Regions from separate parts of the Homo sapiens genome. Here region 1 is linked to region 2. Evidence: chromatin contacts called from ENCODE Hi-C or POLR2A ChIA-PET data. All regions are on one chromosome and are shown on one strand. The core of a region is the stretch at or near the end of the contact, and the rest is flanking DNA. Distances in the headings are between cores, read along the strand shown. Region 1 overlaps NOL4L-DT (NOL4L divergent transcript). Region 2 overlaps NOL4L (nucleolar protein 4 like).

Evidence for each region. Hi-C counts contacts between places; a loop is a spot of excess contacts on that map. ChIA-PET counts read pairs that join two places held with the same protein, here RNA polymerase II (POLR2A). Pooled maps may share reads with other maps.
Region 1: POLR2A ChIA-PET joins it to region 2 with 10 read pairs in PC-9. The contact joins two enhancer-like sites. A Hi-C loop is called at or near these places in 1 of 168 maps with a recorded cell type or tissue (breast epithelium) and 1 of 50 pooled maps. POLR2A ChIA-PET finds 5 or more read pairs at or near these places in 5 of 52 experiments (B cell, HepG2, PC-9 and 2 more).

Annotation. Positions count from the first base shown.
Region 1 is chr20:32,601,328-32,606,174 of GRCh38, forward strand. It overlaps NOL4L-DT (NOL4L divergent transcript), which reads left to right. Exons shown (of 3, transcript NR_034152.1): 2 at 186-369. Among named protein-coding and RNA genes, the nearest start is that of NOL4L-DT, 16 kb to the left of the region's middle. RefSeq lists enhancers at 424-925, 3,930-4,429 and silencers at 1,934-1,983, 4,772-4,847. Within about 2 kb of position 1,889, at least 2 of the 41 ENCODE cell types and tissues checked have a DNase peak (open chromatin) inside an H3K27ac peak, as active enhancers do.
Region 2 is chr20:32,563,116-32,567,578 of GRCh38, forward strand. The region is part of intron 1 of NOL4L (nucleolar protein 4 like); the gene reads right to left. The region is part of intron 1 of NOL4L-AS1 (NOL4L antisense RNA 1); the gene reads left to right. Among named protein-coding and RNA genes, the nearest start is that of NOL4L-AS1, 4.3 kb to the left of the region's middle. RefSeq lists an enhancer at 324-865. Within about 2 kb of position 2,133, at least 6 of the 41 ENCODE cell types and tissues checked have a DNase peak (open chromatin) inside an H3K27ac peak, as active enhancers do.

The DNA of each region.
Region 1 (4,847 bases), core at 639-3,138, 38 kb after region 2:
CATGCGCCACAACGCCCAGCTAATTTTTTTGTATTTAGTAGAGGTGGGGTTTCACCATGTTGGCCAGGCTGGTGTTGAACTCCTGACGTCAGGTGATCCACCCACCTCAGCCTCCCGAGTGGCTGGGATTACGGGCATGAGCCACTGTGCCCAGCCTGTCTGAATCTTTCTTTACCCTCCTCCAGGAACATGATCTCAGGAACACATATCTCCTTTTCCAGCCGGAAGTACCTGAGAGAGACCCCAGAAGGTGGATAAGACTGCAGAGAGCAGGGAGCATGAAGCACCTTGCCCAAGGTCTCACCAGGCAAGAGAAGGGCGGAGAAGGGCGGCTTCTTCATGGATTGTAAATCCCCAAAGCGTGCAAACGTAAGGACTCTCTTTAGGGCTCAAGGGGTCTAAACTTACCCTTTTACATACGGAGAAACTGAGGGCGCCCCAAAAGATGTGTCATCTCCAGGGCCACCGAGTGGTTGAGCAACAGACTGGAACCCAGCGTAGCAAATGGAAAGGCCCCGAGGCTGGCACACAGTATGAGCTGAGGCCAGTGGGCTTAAGAGCGACTGGGGAGGTGGGCTGGGGCCAGGCCAAGCAAGGAGCGTGGACTCCAGACCACAGCCATGGGGAGCCACTGGATTGGAAAGGTCTAGACACCATCTGGCTTGGGTTCTCAAGAGACCCCTCTGGCTACTGGGGACTGACTGGCCTGCAGGAGCGTGGGATGGGAGTCAGGAGACTTGGGAGGGTCAGGCCAAAAGCCGTGGAGTCATCTCTGCCCCTGGCCCTTTTCTCTCACCCCTTACATCTGATCCATCAGCAAATCCCTTTGGCTCCACCTTCAAAATATAACCGGAATCTGACCACATCTCACCGCCCCATTGCTGACACCCCTAGCAACCTCTCCCTGCACCTGACTTCCAACCTGGCCCTGCCACCCACCCTCCATAACACAGCCAGAGGGAAACGGCTGAAACAAGAGTCAGATCGCACCCCTCCCCTACTCCAAAGCCCCTGTGGCTCCCCACCTCACTCAGAATAAAGTCCTGAGCCTGGCCCTGGAGGGCCTCATGCTCTGGTCGCCCTGCCCATTCTGGCCATGTGTCCCCAAGGCTCTCGCCCAACCCCTGGCTGCGGCACACTCACAACTTCTTGGCATTCCTGCCTCCGGGCGGGCGTCTGTACATGCTGGGCCCCCTGCCTGGAGTGCCCTTCCTCAGATGTCTGCAGGGCCAGCTCCATCTTCTCCTTCCTGTTGTCAGATGCCACCTTCCCAGGAGGCCTCCCTAACCACCCCGTTTAACATGGCCCCACATCTCCTTCCGTCACACACACATGCTTTCTCGGCTCCATTTTCTCCAAAATGTGCGTCACTTTCCAATGTACCATTTAATGAACTTATTCATAGTGTTTATTCCAGCTCTGTCCCCCATTAGGATTTCAGCTTCCTGAGGACAAGGTTCTTTGAGTGGCCCATGCCCAAAACAGGCCTGGAGCATGGTAGATGCTTGGTAATGACATGCTGTTGAACTTGAGTGGTTTTCCTAACAATTCTAGGTGGGAGATCACCCTCATCTCCTGTCACAGAGAAGGAAACTGAGGCTCATGGAGGAAAATAAATTGCTCGAGGTCACAAGGCCAGGACACTCTGGGGCTGGGGTTTGGACAGAGCCTCCTGCTCTGTCCGGCTCAGGCTGGCATGGGCTGGGAGCAGGACCTCTGAGCTGGCGTGTGGCAGGGGCCCTGCCAGGTGCCCTGCGGTTGGTACCCTCCCTGAGGGGCCATGGCGGGCTGGGCCGGGAGAAGGCGGTGGCAGCCCTGGCAGTTCCACCCGTTCCAGGGTGGTGTAAGAGCAGGTTGGGAAAGGCCCAGGGGCACCAGATCCATCCTACAGTTGCCCAGTCCTCAGAGCCTGAACGGCCACGGGTGAGAAAGGAAGTCAGCAGGATCCAAAATAGGCCTGTGTTTCGGGAAGTGAAACTGGGCATCGGGGACGCCAGGCCGGAGGAAGGCCTGGGCCTCCTGGGTTGGGGGCCCCCGGGGCGGGGGTCTTTCCTTGCCTCCTTGGCCTGGGGACAGTTGGTCTTGGGACTGATCCCTGCCAGGACCTTGGGAATGAGCTCAGGCCCCTCTCGCAAGCCAAGTGACCCTGGACACATCACTTCAGCTCTCTGATCTTCAGTCTTCTCATCTGTAAAGTGGGGCTAAGGGTAGGACTTGCCTCACTGGGGACTGGGAAGGTGAGACTGTGCCCTGAAGCCCAGGATGGTCACAGTTACCCTTGGCGTTGCAGAGCCATCGTGGGTGCTCCTCGTCCAGGAAGCACCCCCAGATCCTTAGATCAGAATGAATCACTCCCTCCCCAGTGTCCCCAGCCCCTCTCAATTTCTTTCTATTTTATTTATTTATTTATTTTTGAGACAGGGTTTCACCCTGTTGCTAAGGCTGGAGTGCAGTGGTGCAATCATAGCTTACTGAGGCCCCGACCTCCCAGGCTCAAGTGATCCTCCCACCTTAGCCTCCTGAATAGCTGGAACTACAGGAGTGTGCCACCATGCCGAGCTAATTTTTTTTTTTTGTATTTTTTGTAAAAATGGGGTTTTGCCATGTTTCCCAGGCTGGTCTCAAACTCCTGGGCTCAAGCCATCTGCCCACCTTGGCCTTCCAAAGTGCTGGGATTACTGGCGTGAGCCACCTTCCCATCCTGCCCCCTCTCAATTGCTTTTGGTTTCTGTTCACATATGTCTTTTCCACTAGAGGAGGCCAGGAGTCCACCTGAGTCTTCTTGGTGTCCCCAGTGCCCAGGATAGAGCCTGGCGGATGGGAGGTGCCACCCATGGGCCAAATGAATTAGTGAAGGAGCCAGGGTCGGAGGCCTGTGGATGCCCTTGAGGGGTCTGATCCCTGCCTCCCGACAGCCAGCTCCTCAGGGGTGGCCTGGAGTTTTGGCAAGAGGAGGCTCTGAGGGCAGGTGAGTCATGTTTCCCCTGAATCTCAGTTTGCTCATCTGTAAGATGGATGAGAAATGGGACCCACAGCTTCTCTGTCCCAGATCAATGAATGGATCACCCAAGATGCCACTCTAGGAACCTCAGAATGTGCCTGGGGCAGGGCTGCCCCAGAGTGGAACCCTTCAGGCCCAGGTGACCTGCATTCTACTTTCTCCAGCCCCTCTCCTGCCCTGGCAAGAAGCAGGACTTTGTAGCAGAAAAACTCAGGTGTAGCGGGGCGGGCAGGGAAGGTGTTACCACCTAATAGAATCAGGAAGCTCTAAATAACGATGAAGTGCACATGCTGCAGGGGGCCTTACACCATCCAGGCTTTACAGCTAAATCCCAGAGAGGTTAGGCTACGTGTCCAAGTTCACACAGCAAATTAGGGCAGAGCAGGGAGTGTGCCCAGCCCTCCTGACTTTCAGTCCCAGGGTTCATTCAGCCCATCTACCCTGAGCAATTGCTGGACACCTGTGAGCACATTTCATAGTCACCGCATCTCCACAAAAGCGAGAATCAGAACACCCATCCTACAGATGAAGACCTCAGGCTTTGAGAAGGGAAGGCTCTCCCAGGACCTTTCTCACCCACCTGAGGCCCCACCTTTGGACCTACTTAAGGGCTCCTGAAGGTCCCCTGAAGGCTGGGCCTCCAAGCCCAGGACTAAACTCAGAGCTGTGTGGCTCCTCCAGGAAGGACCTCCGAAGGTCCATGTCTTCCTGAACTTCCCATCAACCTTCTCATTCTACCAGTCTCACCCAGGAGTCAGCTGCTTGTGCACACTGGTGCCTGGAAGTCCCACTGTGCACTCAACTAGCTAGACTGAGAAATGAGAACAAACACGCGCTGCCCGGCATTTGCTGTGTGCTGGGACTGACCACAGCTCTCCCGAGTCTCACAGGATCTCCGTGAGGTCAGCTCTGCGATCGGCCTCATCTCACAGTTGGGGAATGTCATGCACACCCGTGACTGAGCTCAGCTCTGAAAACCTGTTCCTCTCTCAGTTCCCAGCCCGGGGAGAGGCACCACTGTGCTGAGCACCAGGAGTCACTCCTGGCTCCTCCCACAGCCTCTCCCCCTACAGCCTGTTAAATCGACCTCCTAACTTAGCCACTAACCTGCTCTGTGAACTGAGACTAGTAACTAGTAATCTGTCAAACAGGATAACAGCCCAGGCCCGGGAAGAGTTGCAGGGACTCGCCACCACTGCCCAGCTGTGTGACCTTGGGCAGGAGAACCCACCTCGCTGGGCTGAGGTTTCCATATCTATAAAGTGGGGATGATAATATGGCTCACTGTCCAGGGACGTGGTAAGGATTCAGTGACCCCCTCCCTCTTGTCATGCCTGAGACTTTGCTCCAGAAACTCTCCCCATACAAAGTGCTAGTTTTTCTTGAATTTTAAAAGAACCCTTCTCTGAGCACCCCTCCCTTCTCTGCTGTCCCGTTTTTCTCCAGCTGTCCGGTTTTTCTCCAGCCCTTCGCTGGAACGCCCTGAAAACACACCTATTCTCGCTGTCTCCAGAGTCTCTCTCCCCTCTTCTCCCTTCAATCCACTCCCCACAGGGTCTCCCCTCCCCCTCCCGAGGAAATGAAGAAACTTCGCGTTTCTAAACCTGCCCAATGCCATCTCTCAGACCTCCCTATCTGGACCTGTCAGTAGCATCAGATGCAGCTAACACCTGCTGCTCCTTCAAACGCTGTCCTCCCCTGGTTGTGAGAAGAACCCTCCCTGCCAGTTCCCTGGCTGCCCCTTCTCAGTCCATTTTCTGCCTCTTCGCCAATCTCTCCCTCACCTCTCAGGCTGGGGGCCGTGGGCTCAATCCCTGGGCTGCTGTCCCTTTCCATCTGCCTTCCT
Region 2 (4,463 bases), core at 883-3,382:
GAGTGGAGGGCAGGGAGGCTGGAGGGAGGGAGAGTGGAGTGCAGGGAGGGTGGAGGGAGGGAGAGTGGGGAGGGGTGGAGGGCAGGTAGGGTGGAGGGAGGGAGAGTGAGGAGGGAGAGTGGGGAGGGAGGGTGGAGGTCAGGGAGGGTGGGGAGGGAGACTCGGGAGGGAGAGTGGGGAGGGAGGGTAGAGAACAGGGAGGGTGAAGGGGAGGGAGGGAGCGAGCCTCACCTTTACTGAATACCTGCCCTGGGTCAGGCCCTATTCTAGGCACATGGCCAACCAGTATCTCGATGACTCCATTTCATAGAGGACCGAAAGGAGATTAGGGTTGGAGAGATGAAGGCTCCCTCTTGCCTAAGGGCCTGAGGCCTAGCTAGGCTTTTCCACTGCCTGCGCTGCTCAGGTGACGTTCTGGGGTCCCCAAGGGCCATCACAGGGCTTGCATATTCCTCATGTTCTCTCACCTGAGCCAGCCAGCCCAGGCCCAAGGCAATGGCAGTGGTGACAACGGCAGTAATCCTAACACTGGCTGATAACGGGCACCATTTAGGCACTGGGCTCCAAAACCCACATAATCCTAAACATGGAGAAACTGTTGCCCAGAGAGGCCAAGTGACTTATGTAAGGTCACACAGCTGACAAGCCATAGCGCTAGGACTTACACCCCATGATGGAAAAGCCACGACGTCCTAGAGCCTGGGACATTGCCTGGTCTCCCGGCCAAGGTGGCAGCAGCCCCCAGGCAGCTGTGGCCCCAATTCTGGTCACTGGGCCCTAAGCGTATCCTCGGCAGCCACCTGCTAATTAGCCAGGCGGCTCCTGCCTGCTCAGTGGCTGCTTTGGAGCAATTCTCCCAGGAAAGGCCGAGCTTGCAGGAGCAGGAAAGGTAATTGCTAATTTGCACGAGAGGAGACAAAGGGACAAAGGCGCCCTTGGCTGCCCGGTGCAGCCTGAGCCAGCTTCACATCCAGAGCTCCCTGCCACTTGCCATCCACCACGGCGGGCCCCAGGATGTCTGTCTGTCCCCATGACACATCCACACAGTCTCTGTTCGGTGTAGGCCACCCGGCCGCGCCCCAGGAAGGCCAGAAGAGACCATTAACGTGGCCCTGTCATCCTTCAGAGCACTGCAGGGGAGGTGTACAGGGAGCTAACGATTGAAAAAGCGGATGATTCCCACGAACGTTCCAGCATCTTCTGGACGCTCTGCGTGTGTTGCTTACAGAACCTCACAGCCGCTCATGGGTTGATACCGCTCTCAGCCCCATTTACAGGGGAGAAAACTGAGGTACAGGGATGAAGCAACTGCCCAAGGCCACCTGGTAGGACATGAAGGAGCCAGGATTAGAACTCAGCCCATCTCGCTGCTGAGCTTGTACTATTCTATGATCTAAATTGAGACTGTCTAGTTTAAGGCTCCCATTTTGCAGCAGAAGAAACTGAGGGCAGAAAGCTACAGAATGGAAGAAGCTGGGCTTTGGAGTCCCAGCTCTGCCTCGTATGTCCTGTGTGCTTCAGGACACAATCTTCCCTCTTTGTGCCTCAGTTTCTTCATCTGTAAAATGGGCTAGGAATCTCCGAGTTGTGTGGGCACTGGGGAAAGTATGTCTGGCCCTTCAAGGTGCTGCACAAAGGTGGGCTCCCTGATTGCTCCTTCGAGGGGTCCAGCAGCCCAGTGCCTCGGGGGGCTGAAGCAGGTGCGGCTAGAGCCTGGGGCCAGGAGCCCTGTGAGATGAGGCTCAGGCTGCAGGAACCAAGGAGCAGAGACTTGTGGGCAGGGCCCACTGTCAAGGGCTGGGAGGCTGGGCCGTGGCCAGGAAGGCTGGCCCAGGGAGGAGGGGGCCCGCCTGCACGAAGCCCACCTGCCAGTATCTGCCTGAGCTGTGACTAGCGCCCTGGGGCTTGGGATTAGGCAGGCCCGGGTCCAAGCCCCACCAGGCGTGCCCCTCTCTCAACCTCAGCTTCCTCATGTGCAGCCCCTCACAGAGCTGTCCTGAGGCTCAGAGAAGCTGACAGGGGCGTGCATCTGGATGACAAGGCACTGGGGGCCAGGCTGTTGAGGGAACAGTCTGGAGACCCCGCCCTCCCAGCCCAGCCAGGCCAGACACCGGATGGACACACAGGCCGAGTGGACGGTCACGTGAGGTACCTCTTCCTCTTCTCGCCGAGACCTGCCCCAGACTCTGCCTGCCTGCGGCCTGAGCTTCCCCAGGCTCTGGGCCTTTCAATATCCTTACAACAGACCTCCTGTCCCACCAAGCTGTGCCTTACAAAACCTGGTCGGGGACCACAAATCTGCAAGGCGCTATTATTGCATAGCACACATGTGCAGGAGGTGCATGCATGGGGCTGCTTATGGTAGGGGGTGTAAGGGCACTGGACGATCTCTCCTGCCCCGCACCCCCTGGGCTCTCTGAACCAGGACAGCCTGGTCTTAGCCCTCCATCAGCCCTGCCTCACTGTCAGCCTGGGCAAGTCACACATCCTCTCCAGGCCTCAACTTACCCTCTCTGTAAACTGGGGCTATTACTTCTTGTTCCATCTTCCTCATGGGGTTCTTAGAAGACTCAAGTGATAGGACAAATTTCCAACAGCTTTGAAAACAATTCAGAGTCATACCAGAATGTTAAGTTGTTAGGTTCTGGTTTTAAACGTTAGGCACAGTGGCTCACGCCTGTAATCTGAGCATTTTGGGAGGCTGAGGTGTTGGAGACCAGACTGGGCAACATGGCAAGACCCCGTCTCTAAAAACAAACAAACAAACAAAAACAGAAGAAGAAAAAAATTAGTTGGGTGTGGTGATGTGCCCTGTAGTGCCAGCCACTCGGGAGGCTGAGGTGGGATGCTTGAGCCCAGGTCAAGGCTGCAGTGAGCTGTGATCGCACCACTGCACTCCAGCCTGGGCAACAGAGCAAGGCCCTGTCTTAAAAAGTAAGCAAATAAAAATAAACATTTACTGAGAAGCTCCTATAAGCCAGGCCTCAGGCTGGGCACTTACACACATGCTTCCCAGAGTGGTCTCTGTAAGTCCCATTGCAACTCGGTTCTATGGGCTGCAAAACTCCTGTCCCTGTTTTGCAGTTGAGGACACTGAAGCTCAGAGAGTGATTTGCCTAAGATCACATGGCTGGAAAGCAGTGGACCCAGGATTCGAATCCAGGGCCATCTGCGAATCCGTCACTCAGGGTGAGGAGCTGGATGATAGTAGCCTCTTTTCCAAGTCCCCATGGGTCTTCAAACCCACTCAGCACTTTTAAGATATGGGCAGCAAGGCACCTGCCCCAGCCCCACCTACAAGGTTGGCATCACTGACTCCCGTGGGGACAGGCTACGAGGGCTCAGAAATCATTTTGTTCTGAGGCTCAAGGTCCTGCAGAGTAAAATGTGGTCTTTTGATTCCCAAATACAGGGGGTGGGAGGAGCTGGGGACACTGGCCTCCTTGCAGTTCCTCAAACCAACCAGACACACTCCTGCCTCGGGGCCTTTGCACTTGCTGTTCCCTCTACTTGGAATGTTTTTCCACCCAATTCCCGTATAATTTGCTCCTACGGGGCTCTGCTCAAAATGTCACATTTTATAGCTGAAGGCCTCTCACTGAGGCCCTCCCTGACACCCTGTTTAAAATTCTAACACCTCCTGCTCCAACCCCTTGAGTTCCCCTGGTTCTGCTTTACTTTTCTCCACGCATTTACCAGCGTCTGACACAGTGGGCCTGTTCCTTGTTTATTGGGTACTGTCAGCCTGCCCTAGAACGTCAGCTCTATGAGGACAGGGATTTTGTTTATGCCTCCAGAGTAGAGTGTCTAGGACAGAGCAGATGCTTGGCAAATATTTGAACAAGTGAATCAAACTGAGGCCCAGAGAGGAAAGCTGGTGGGCCCCAGGCTGCACAGGAAGTGAAGGGGCAGCATTTGTGTCCTGGCCTTCTGCCCAGCCCTGGGCATCTGTCCCCTCTCTTTACTGGCATGGAATCAGCTTGGCTTTGCTAGAATCAGGGGTGCAGGAGCCTGGGTCCTTGCCTCCTTCCCCTCCTGAGAGATCTGGGAGCCAACAATGGGTGGGAGAACAGCCTCCGCCCTGGGGCTGCGTCAGGGAAACAGCAATGTGGGTGTGTAGAATGTGTCCTTCCAAGAGACCCTGGCTTCCCACCTGCCCCACTCTCCATCCCGGTTCCCAGAGGCAAGGCTGAGAACAGAGCCTTCTTTTCTTTCTTCCTCCTGATTTAGGGAACGGGATCTGCCCCAGACACACTAGCTGCCATGGCGAGGTGGCAGTTCCTTGCCTTCCTGGTGGCCTCCATGGAGGATTGTTCTCCCTTTTCACAGACAAGGTGCTGAGGGCAGAGGAGCCAGGGCACCATTTGTCCAAACTTACTTGGGCAAAACCAGACCTCAAACTCTGCTCTGGCAAGTCAGACTCATACACTTCCCCTGTGCTGAGTCCCCCACAGAGGGAGGAA